Linked DNA regions of Homo sapiens: region 1 is linked to region 2. A link is an interaction called in ENCODE POLR2A ChIA-PET data of the cell type or tissue named here. Cell type or tissue: B cell. All regions are shown on one strand. Each heading gives the region's core, and the rest is flanking DNA. Links, peaks and the distances in the headings are about the cores only.

What was found. Peaks named below come from ENCODE experiments on the same cell type or tissue, not always from the same donor. Only the 100,000 strongest peaks of a DNase experiment are listed, where the experiment ranks them.
Region 1: POLR2A ChIA-PET joins it to region 2 with 11 read pairs; 3 of 35 experiments call an interaction of 5 or more read pairs at or near these places.

What each region holds. Positions count from the first base shown.
Region 1 is chr6:106,622,211-106,627,210 of GRCh38, reverse strand. It overlaps RTN4IP1 (reticulon 4 interacting protein 1), which reads left to right. Exons shown (of 9, transcript NM_032730.5): 2 at 4,242-4,393. Among named protein-coding and RNA genes, the nearest start is that of RTN4IP1, 4.8 kb to the left of the region's middle. In B cell, for the core only: no CTCF peak of the experiment used is centred there; no DNase peak of the experiment used is centred there; H3K27ac peaks cover 1,263 bases.
Region 2 is chr6:106,458,014-106,464,501 of GRCh38, reverse strand. All of the region lies in intron 2 of CRYBG1 (crystallin beta-gamma domain containing 1), which reads right to left. Among named protein-coding and RNA genes, the nearest start is that of CRYBG1, 100 kb to the right of the region's middle. RefSeq lists an enhancer at 2,947-3,596. In B cell, for the core only: no CTCF peak of the experiment used is centred there; no DNase peak of the experiment used is centred there.

The DNA.
Region 1 (5,000 bases), core at 1-5,000, 160 kb before region 2:
TTGAAACATCTTAGTTTTTTATGACTTGAATGGGTAATATTATTCGCAAGTTATCCTCTTTTTTTTTTTCTCCTACCTTTTGAGGATATTTATTGTCATTGCAGAAGATATCTGAAACAGTAGCTTGGGGAAATAAAATAATGAGTAGAAGACTGTAAACTGTAGGAAGCAGTTATTTCCCTTGGCAAGAAAGCAAGAGACATGTCTATTTTATTTGAAAGATGAAGGCTGGCTGTTTTTCTGGAGACGGCCACTACTGTTGGACGTAAAATAATAAATCATAGAAATGGCTAAAGAAATGAAGAATTTTTACATGGGGAAAAAATGCAGCCAACAGCATCATACCAACAAAGTTTGGTGTCTTTAGATGGGATTAAAGTCTTTAAACTGATGACAGATTTAGGATTTTTCAAATTGGCCCAACTCTCTGAACAAGTCAAGGTGTCAACCCCTGTCAATAGGATGGAACACTTAAGGGCCCCATTCAGTCATCCGTGTCACCAAACAGGTTCTCAATTACTAACTGCCAGCTGACTACATTCTGGGTTCAGGGGCTTGTTAGATAGTAACAGTGAGCCAAGGCTACTCAGTTGATGTATTAGCATTATCAGGGGACCAAGAAAACTAAAAACAACCTTGGGCTGCAGGCTCTGTATCTCAAAGAGGACTGAAACCTTTCTGCAGCTCTTAAACAGCAGCTAAAGTTTGACACGACTAAATGTCCACTTCTGTTGTTCAAACCACATAGAAGTTTCAGTGAATAATTGTTTAATTATCTTTAGCAGTGGAAAAGGAATGTAAGGCAGGAAAAGTGAAGCACATGACTTTTGTGAATATTACAAGTGAAGTTGTTTTTTTTTTCCCTGACAGAGTATAATCCTGACTCCCCAGATGGCAAATGTTGTAATGTTGGTATAATGGCCATCAGCTTAGATTTTCTGGGACTTTCCCACCTTTCAAACACTTTATCCCATGTGTCTTGATTTTTTATTAGTAACACAACTCATGCAAGCTACCCACCTGTCAGCATCTCTCTCGGTATCTTCTACCTTCCCTCCTGCTGTATGGATTAGCTGTCACTGCTTTCACATAAGGCCAGCCCTCGGCTTGTGTTTCTGATCCCATCCCCCTCACCTACTCTGGGATATCATTCCGGCAGGTGTCTCCTGCATCATCAGTCTTTTCTTTTCTACTGGATCATCTCCATTAGTATACAGACTTGCTGTTATTTCTCCTTTCTTAAGAAGAAGGAAAAGGCTGGGCACAGTGGCTCACACCTGTAATTCCAGCACTTTGGGAGGCCGAGGCAGGTGGATCACCTGAGATCAGGAGTTCGAGACCATCCTGATCAACATGGAGAAACCCCGTCTCTACTAAAAATTAGCCAGGCGTGGTGGCGCATGCCTGTAATCCCAGCTACTCAGGAGGCTGAGACAGCAGAATCGCTTGAACCCGGGAGGCGGAAGTTGCAGTGAGCCGAGATCACGCCATTGCACTCCAGCCTGGGCAACAGAGCAAGACTCTGTCTCAAAAAAAAAAAAAAAAAAAAGAAAAAAAAGAAAAAAGCCACTCAAAAGTCCTCTGTCCATCCCAGTTCCCACTTCGAGCTACTGCTCCATTTCTCTGCTCCCTTTGCAACAAAACTGTTTTAAAGAGAGTTCAGTCTTCTCATGTCTCCAGTCCCTTATTTCCCATTCTCTCAAAAGTGCACTACACAGCAGTTGCTCCTGGCAGGGTTACCAAAGGTCTGTTAGATCCAGGCTTGTTTGTTTGTTTTAAAGCCTCTTAGCATCTTTGGACCTTATTTGAAAACCTGTCTCCCGTCAGCAGCATTGAATGTCTTTAAACTGCCGCCTTAGTCTCCTTTGCTGCTTTCTCCTCATCCCTAAGATCTAATGGATTGCCCACAGGAGTGGGTGCGGGGCAAGGGGAGACGTACAGAGTGGGTTAGTGACTGTGGAGCATGCGTTGTGGGGCAGGGAGTGAGTGGTACATGACACTGGAGAGGTAGGCAGGGTGCCTATCATGGAAAGCCTCACATGGCAGACAGGTTCTCAAAAAAAGGTCAAGCAGAAGAGAGAATAACAGATACTTTTGGGTCTGAGAAAAGTCACGTTGTATATGGAAGCCATGTAATAAATTACTCTGGATTATTATAGAGTAGCAAATTTACTTGAACCAAAAAATTAAAAGAATGTTTTCAGTTTTATTTAGCTGATATTTATATAAGTATTCTTTTTCTTTTTCTTTTTCTTTTTCTTTTTTTTTTTTTTTTGAGACAGAGCTTTGCTTTGTCACCTGGGCTGGAGTGCAGTGGTGTGATCATGGCTCACTGCAGTCTCAAACTCCTGGGCTCAAGCAATCCTCCTGCCTCAGCCTCCTGAGTAGCTGGGATTACAGGCATGTACCACTATGCCTGGCTAATTTTTAAAATTTTTAGTAGAGATGAGCTCTAGGCTGGTTTTGAACTCCTGAACTCAAGCAATCCTCCCACCTTGGTCTCCCAAAGTCCTGGGATTACAGATGTGAGCCACCACACCTGGCCTGTAAATAGTCTTAAAAATAAAAAGATATGGGCCAGGTGTGGTGGCTCACGCCTGTAATCCCAGCACTTTGGGAGGCAAGGTGGGTGGATCGCTTGAGCCTAGGAGTTTGAGACCAGCCTGGCCAACATGATGAATCCCTGTTTCTACAAAATTAGCCAGACGTGGCGCACACCTGTAATCCCAACTACTCCAGAGGTTGAGGCATGAGAATGGCTTGAACCCAGGAAGTGGAGGTTGTAGTGAGCCAAGATCACATCACTGCATTTGGGCAACAGAGTGAGGCTTCATCTCTTAAAAAAATAAATAAAATAGGCCGGGTGCAGTGGCTTACACCTGTAATCCCAGCACTTTGGGAGGCCGAGGCGGGCGGATCACGAGGTAGGGAGATTGAGACCATCTTGGCCAACATGGTGAAATCCCATCTCTACTAAAAATACAAAAATTAGGTGGCTGTGGTGGTGTGTGCCTGTAGTCCCAGCTACTCGGGAGGCTGAGGCAGGAGAATCACTTGAACCCTGGAGGCAGAGGTTGCAATGAGCCAAGATCATGCCACTGCACTCCAGCCTCATGACAGAGCGAGACCCTGTCTCAAAAAAATAAATAAAAAGATGTGAAATAAAACAACTTGATTTTACACATCAGAACAGATGCAGCCAAGAGGCTTTTTATCACTCAGGAATTTATTCCAATTTATTTCAAAGATGTTGTTCTAGAAACATGTTTAAGGATGTGGGGATCATTACTGGTAAACTGTTGTCAGCATCAAGTACTTTATATTCTTGCCTTATTTATATATTGACTTCAAACAGCTTAAACATTTGTCTTCACCAGACCTGGCACCAAATATTCTGTTGTTTAAAAAGTTTGTGAATGAGTACGTTAATAAAGACATGAATACGTTAATAAAGACATCATCTTCAAAGAACAAAGCAAAACTGTATAAAAGATAATACTAAAAGTTCTGAAGACAGTTTCAAAATTTGAATTTCAAAAATATTTTGAACAATGGTGGCTTTAGTTTAATAAGTGATTATCACTTTCCAAGTAAATTTTTTTTAAAGAAAATCTTTTTATGCTTTCCCATGTAATGGCAAAAAATTATAAGGTTGATTACTTTTTTAAAAAACTTTTAAGTTGAGAGGTACAAGTGCAGGTTTGTTACATAGGTGAGCTTGTGTCATGGGGGTTTGTTCTACAGAGTATTTCATCTCCCAAGTATTAAGTCTCATACCCACTAGTTATTTTTCTTGATCCTCTTCCTCTTCCCACCCTCCACCCTCTGAAAAACCCCAGTGTGTGTTGTTCCCCTCTATGTGTCCATGTGTTCTCATCATTTAGCTCCCACTTTAGTTTTCTGTTCCTGTGTTAATTTGCTAAGGATAATGGCCCCCAGTTCCATCCATATCCTTGGAAAGGACATGATCTCGTTCCTTTTTATGGCTGCATAGTATTCCATGGTGTGTATGTACCACAGTTTTTTTATCCAGTCTATCATTGATGGGTAGTTAGGTTGAGTCCATGTCTTTGCTGTTGTGAATAGTGTTGCAGTGAACATACACTTATGTGTCTTTGTAATGGAATGATTTATAATCTACATCTTGAAGACCTAAAATTGTACTGGACTATAACCCTGTAGTAGTTTTAAAAGCATTTCATACTTACATTTGGAGGAAACAGATAAATTGTATTTTACAGGTGGTTATGGAGCTACAGCTTTAAATATGAAGCGTGATCCTTTACACGTGAAAATCAAAGGAGAAGAATTTCCTCTGACTCTGGGTCGGGATGTCTCTGGCGTGGTGATGGAATGTGGGCTTGATGTGAAATACTTCAAGCCTGGAGATGAGGTGAGTTAGGGAATGCCACTATTCCTGCGGGGATCCAACCCACAGACCCTGATCCAGCGACGGATGAGAGACGCACACTGACACAGATACTTTGCCTGTCAGTGCAGCTAAGGGGCTTCTGCTCCCTGAATCTGCAGCATCTGCCCCCTAAACTGACAAAGTTTGCATTTATTTAGTACAGATTAAATGACGTAGGTCTCGAGTAAACACCACTAGAGGGTAATTAACATTGCCGACCGTGCCCTGCCTCTGCAGCAGTAGAGAGCAATCATGCATCCATGAAAGATCAAAGATTGGTCTTAGGACCACTTGAGTAAACAAACTATTTAGATAAACTCCCCCACATTCCCTAGTTATTTGCTCTATTGCTATCAACTCAAGGTAAAGAGAATTAGGCTGCTTTCAGCCAAATGTTTTACTAAAGCTGTGCAACACCCCCGGCCTTCCAAGTAGGTTTGTGTCTACTTCCTATAACTATCTTTATAATTTTTCCTCTTACAATTTTTCCCACCACCCTGACTGAACTCCCACATATTCCTTTACTAAATGTGCAAATTTCATTCTGTTTCAGAAGTATATTCTATGCTGTTGAACTTTTTTCTTCTTT
Region 2 (6,488 bases), core at 920-5,919:
TTTTTTTTTGAGACAAAGTCTCACTCTGTCGCCCAGGCTGAAATGCAGTGGCACAATCTTGGCTCACTGCAACCTCTGCCTCCCGGGTTCAAGCAATTCTCCTGCCTCAGCCTCCCAAGTAGCTGGGATTACAGGCGCGCACCAACATGCCCGGCTAATTTTTTGTATTTTTAGTAGAGATGGGTTTCATCATGTTGGTCAGGCTGGTCTTGAACTCCTGACCTTGTGATCCGCCCGCCTTGGCCTCCCAAAGTGCTGGGATGACAGGTGTGAGCCACTGCGCCTGGCCAACTTTTAGATTTCTAAGATCTTTGTTTGAAGTCAAGAAGAGCGTTCGATTAGACAGGCCCAGTGTCTACGGAGAAGACCCAGGTTGCCTTGCAGCTGCTCTTGCTGGTTGTGTTTGTCACATTGAGAGCTGTCCCACAACCACAAGTTGTCACAAAGGCTCTAAGCATTTAAATTACAGTTGTCCATTTGTCCTCCACTCACACATTTTGGTTTTTCCCCATGTTTTTCTGGGGATTTTCTTTCATGTGACTGGTTGAAAATTATTTAAAATATCTACTGGTAACTGATAATTAACCAATAATTAGCCATGGACATGAATCTACACACAGTGACTTTTTGGCCTCTCTGTAGCTGGTATTTGACTAAAGCTTCTAAAAGAGTCATTAGGCACAATGGCAGAGTGACATCAAAGGTCCACTAACAGAAAATGAGAGTAAAATCAGTAGTCATGGGAATAAACAGAATAATTAAAATACTAAATCCCTTTCCTGCAGTCTTAAATGCAAGAAACAACTAAAGGCTTTATCTGACTGATATGCTCAACAAACTGCCAACATCAAATGTTTTATTCCATCTCCAACTGTCACTTCAGCATTCAGATGTTTTTCAAAAGTGTGCTTCATACACACACATATCTATACACATACAAACACATATATTTAAAATCAATTACCTATTTCATTAAATTATGGGTTATATGATAATCAGCACCCTGAGAGGGAAAATAAAGAATAGATCATAAGTTTAAAGGGCATGCTTTTTCCTAGAACACATTACAAAACTAGGGTGACAAACATTCTACACATTCCATCCAATAGCTTCAAAGGCATCATGTGCAAAACAAAGCAAATGTATACTATTACAAGTAGAGAAGAGAAGGAAAAACAAGCATCAAAGGTGAGTTCAGGCTGGTGGTGATGGCCACCTCCCACTTTACAAAGTAGGACAGAAGTTGTTGTTTTTTTTTTTTTCTTTCCTGCCTCAGGTTTATTTGTACGAATAGCACAGGACAGAAGATTTAATACTAAAACAGCACACTGGCTTGTTTTGTTTTTTAGAGACAGGGTCTTTCTCTATCACCCAGGCTGGAGTGTACTGGTGCCATCCTAGCTGACTGCAACCTTGAACTCTCTGGCTCAAGAGATCCTCCCACCTGAGCCTCCCAAATAGCTAGGACTACAGGCATGGGCCACCTTACCTAGCTAATTTTAAAATTTTTTTGTAGAGATAGGGTCTTGCTTATTGCCCAGGCTGGTTTCAAACTCCTGGCCTCAAGCAATCCTCCCGCTTTGGTTTCCCAAACTGCTGGGATTACAGGTGTGAGCCACTGAGCCTGTCCACATTAGCTTTTACAAACAGGAATTGGGGATAATGAGTAAAGTCTGGGTTAAGATCTTGATTCGCCACTCAATCTTAAGACAACATCACCTGTCAAGTCCAGTATACACAAAGCAATTATGAGCTGTTGATGCAGAATCTTAAACTAATTATTCCACTTCTCAAAGCATCTTTGTGATTTATTACCATATGATTCAAATAAGAACTTGGTATGCTGCAAATGAGCCCAGCCCAAAGGAAAGTGGCTTTTGAGAGAATATAAAGTAGCTTGTTTCTTTCTCTAGCATTAGAGGTTCTGAAAAACTTGGTGTAAGGGCTAAGTCTCAGAGAACGTAACCCAGCAGGAACTACTTTTACTTACTTTGCTAGTTAAACTCTAACCAGCTGCAAAAACACTGTTTAAAACTCAGAAAAGGCCGGGCGCGGTGGCTCACGCCTGTAATCCCAGCACTTTGGGAGGCTGAGGTGGGCGGATCACGAGGTCAGGAGATCGAGACCACGGCGTAAACCCTGTCTCTACTAAAAATACAAAAAATTAGCTGGGCATGGTGGCGGGCGCCTGTAGTCCCAGCTACTCGGGAGGCTGAGGCGGGAGAATGGCGTGAACCCGGGAGGCGGAGCTTGCAGTGAGCCGAGATAGCGCCACTGCACTCCAGCCTGGGCGACAGAGCGAGACTCCGTCTCAAAACAAAACAAAACAAAACAAAAAAACAAAAAACAAACAAACAAAAAACTTCAGAAAAAAAAGAATAGCTAAATGAGTATCTTAATAGACAGTTGCCAGGATATTTTCAAATATATGAGACTGAAATACTTAGTTAGCCTTGCATAATATTAATACATGCTGATTGACAATCATCAATACTCAAACATCACTAAAGAAATATTGGACAAATCAATGCCTCAGAAGGATTTCCTCATCAAGGACTTACCTCAAGATCCCGGTCATAGTACCTGTTTCTGGGATTTTCATGTCGATTCCAGGAGTCAGGACGCCTATGCCGAGAGTCAATGTTCCTGCTGCGATTATTAGCACACCCATTGCACCTGCCACAGCCACACCCACAGCAGGTTGAACCCCCCATGGAGGCTCTGGATCGGATCAGCCTTCCTATTTTTCCCGAGAGAGAACAGGAAGTTTTGTAGGAGAGCTGGAGTGTCCGGAGCTACATGTGCACCCCAATATGGTGCCAATAGTCCCAAGTGAGTCACTGCAGCCAGTGGCCTTTTTTCTTGGCAATAGAAGGGAGTTCCCCCAGTGAGGGATTTCTGACCAAAACAAATATTCTATCACGATTAGGAAAGACCCTATAACAACTCAAAAGAAGACAAACCCCCAAGTTTTCATCTCTCCAGTCAAAATGATGATAAGATCCTCTCTCAATGGCCTCAGAAACACAAGTGAGCATCTCTGGCCAGTGACTCCTCTTTATTATGAGGATGATGTCACCAGAGCTTTAATTTTCTCCTGTACTACATTTGCTGGAAGGAACTCAGCTTGAAATGTAAGGATGTCAGAGAACAATAACAGTAATTACCACTTATATAAAGCTTTGTATTTGCCCCATGGTTTAGAATCATTAGCAATTCCTTACATGGGCAGCTGGTCAGGGTGATTACCACTCAAGTATTCCTGGAGGAAAGTCACCTGTCTTGATTAGAGATGGAAATAGGATCCCAAAGGATTTAACTTAAATGCTTTCAGTTCCTGATGCTTTAAATCAGAGGCAATTGTAAATATTTTTTCATGTTAAGAGCAAGAAATTTACTTTAACCAAAGGGATCAAAGGTCGGGCACGGTGGCTCACCCCTGTAATCCCAGCACTTTGGGAGGCTGAGGCAGGCATATCATGAGGTCAGGAGTTCAGGACCAGCCTAGCCAACATGGTGAAACCCTGTCTCTACTGAAAATACAAAAATTAGCTGGGCATGGTGGCAGGTGCCTGTAATTCCAGCTAATCTGGAGGCTGAAGCAAGAGAATCACTTGAACCTGGCAGGCAGAGGTTACAGTGAGCCAAGACCTAGCCTCTGCAATCCAGCCTGGGCAACAGAGTGAGACTGTCTCAAGAAAACAAAACAAAACAAAACAACAAAACAAAGGGATTGAAAGTCGCAGGAGCAGAACTGGAGTGAGTGAGAGGGAGGAGCATTTCAGTTACTCTTCTGAGACCTTCATCTAGTTTCATTGCATATGAGTGACCACAAAACATGATTTCAAAAGCCCCACTCCTGCTCCCCATCTCTGGATATCCTCTCTAGAGTAAGGGCAGGGCAGCGTTCTGGGTTTCTCATTACAATTTTTCCCCCTCACAATTCCCCACCCCCATAAACACACAACAAATTTAAACCCTGACTGGATAACAGCACACTAAGATATTTTCCAAAAAACTTACAAAGAAGATAAAAATGTCCCATATAAAAATATAATTTTGATCAGCTCTGAATACCAATGATTATCACTTTAGCACAATATCTTCAGCAAGGTAAACAACGCAATACAAAAATGAGCAAAGAATATGAAAGGATAATTCAGTGAAGAAATAATACAAGTGGCCAATAAGTGTACAAAAGAGCTCAGACTGGCTGGGCGCGGTGGCTCACGCCTGTAATCCCAGCACTTTGGGAGGCAGAGGCGGGCGGATCACGAGGTCAGGAGATCAAGACCATCCTGGCTAACATAGTGAAACCCCGTCTCTACTAAAAATACAAAAAAAAAAATTAGCCGGGCGTGGTGGCGGGCGCCTGTAGTCCCAGCTACTCGGGAGGCTGAGGCAGGAGAATGGCATGACCCCGGGAGGCAGAGCTTCCAGCCTGGGCGACTCTGTCTCAAAAAAACAAACAAACAAACAAACAAAAACAAAAGAGCTCAGACTCATTCTTAGTTGAAGAACTGCAAATTTAAACAATGAGGTACCAACAGGTTGGCAAAATGAAAATATTAGTATATATAACATTCATAAAGTGGTGGGAAAACAGACTTATTTACTGTTGGAAGTGTAAGTTGATAAACCTTTTTCAACGGACAATTTGATAGTATCTATTACATTTTTAAATATGCAAGCTTTTGATTCAGCAATTCCACTTCTAGGGAATTTATCCCGCAAAAATAACTGACCAAAAAAAGCATAGAGATGGTGTTGTTTATAAAAGAAAAAAAATGTAGAAGCAACTCAAATGTTCACAAATAAAGAGTGGTAAACTATGTGATAGTACATCCATCATATTCTACATATGGAACACTACTCAGCAATTCTAAAGAGGCATTTTTATAGAGACTGACATGGGAAGATGATCACAAAGATTTCTTAGTAAAAAAAAAAAAAAAACCCACAAATGGACTAACTCTGTTTAGTCCATTTAGACTTTTTTCTCTCCTTACCCTGAGAGGCATACCAAAATAGTTACCTCTCAGGGTGAGGAAAGAATTTAAGTCTTTATTTTATGAGTTTAGTATTCTTGGAATTTTTTTTTGCAGCAAGCTAATATAATATTTAGAAGAGAAATAACAAATATATTACCATGCTCTTCTTAAAAAAACACCCTACAACAGATAAAGCCTTCTAATTTGAGTTAATACAGGAAATGGACTGGCTGCTGTATATTTATATGTTTATTTATACATATGTAAATAAAGAGCACCCATAGTCAGTGCCTCAAAGAAGACAACACATTACTTGTGGTGGAAAGCAAAACACATCACTCACTGAGCTTTCCTGTTACATCCTGGTGACCATAATACCTTCAAATGGAAACATCACAAATAAATATAGATAACCTGGATTTTTCCAAAGCTGGCTATACATAGGCAACCAATCTTTTTCATACAATATAAGATATCTAGCTTTTATGAGATATAGTGTGCCATGAGATATAGTGTCCCAGTCTTTAATGCCATACTTAGGATACCAAAGCAACGTCCTCCAGCCTGGAGAATGCCCAACTTGTGAACCTGTGTGTGTACGGAAAGGCAGCTCTTGCTTGCTGCACTCAGTAATATCAGGTTTTTCTGGGGACAGTGAACTGCTTCCTATGCCACTGTGCTCTGTGTTCACCTGCATCTTGGCACCTCCACGTCCCATGTGCGGGAGGAGAAGGGTGGTATCATGCTCTGGAAACTACCTTATTCTCTTTCTGCTGCACGCAGCAGGCTTATGTGTTTGTATTTGGTGAGATTTCCTGCTCTACCTTCAAAAGCCTAAACAAAAGTAAAGTTCATACTAGAACTGAAATACTGTGCATTTGTTACAGCAGTATTTTCTACTTTTTAAAAAACTGTGAATATATGCATTTCATTCATGAAAAAAAATTTATAAATAATGTTCCAGTCATACAAATGCAGTCTGATCCTTAGGGCTTCCTAGTCTGACAAGGAAGGAGACTTGTAAATCAGTACAATAAGTACTGAGTTCAAGGTACATTCAAGGTAAGTGGCAACACAGGGGAAAATAAACAACTTTCCTGGGGCAGAGATCACAAAAAAGGAGCTGTTTGAGCAGGATCTTAAAGGACGAGTAGAAGACTGCAGCTGCATAAAAAATGGAAAAACTTTGTAGGCATGGGAAAGAGTCTGTGCAAAAAGAGTAGAATGGCCCAGTAAGGTAACTTGGAAACAACAGTAGCCTTCTGACAATGCAATCAGGATTGTTTGCATAGTTTACAGCACATCAGAAAATCATTAACAATTAGACATGGATACCTAAACCATTTCAATTTAACTTTAGTCACAATACAACTTAAACCACTCCTCCGTCTTCAGAAAATTTCTGCATAGGCAATACTTTCACATAGCTCAAAAATAAAAGTATTAAAAAGTACACAGTAAAAGGCTTGTGTTTCCTACATTTATTTCCCCCACCCT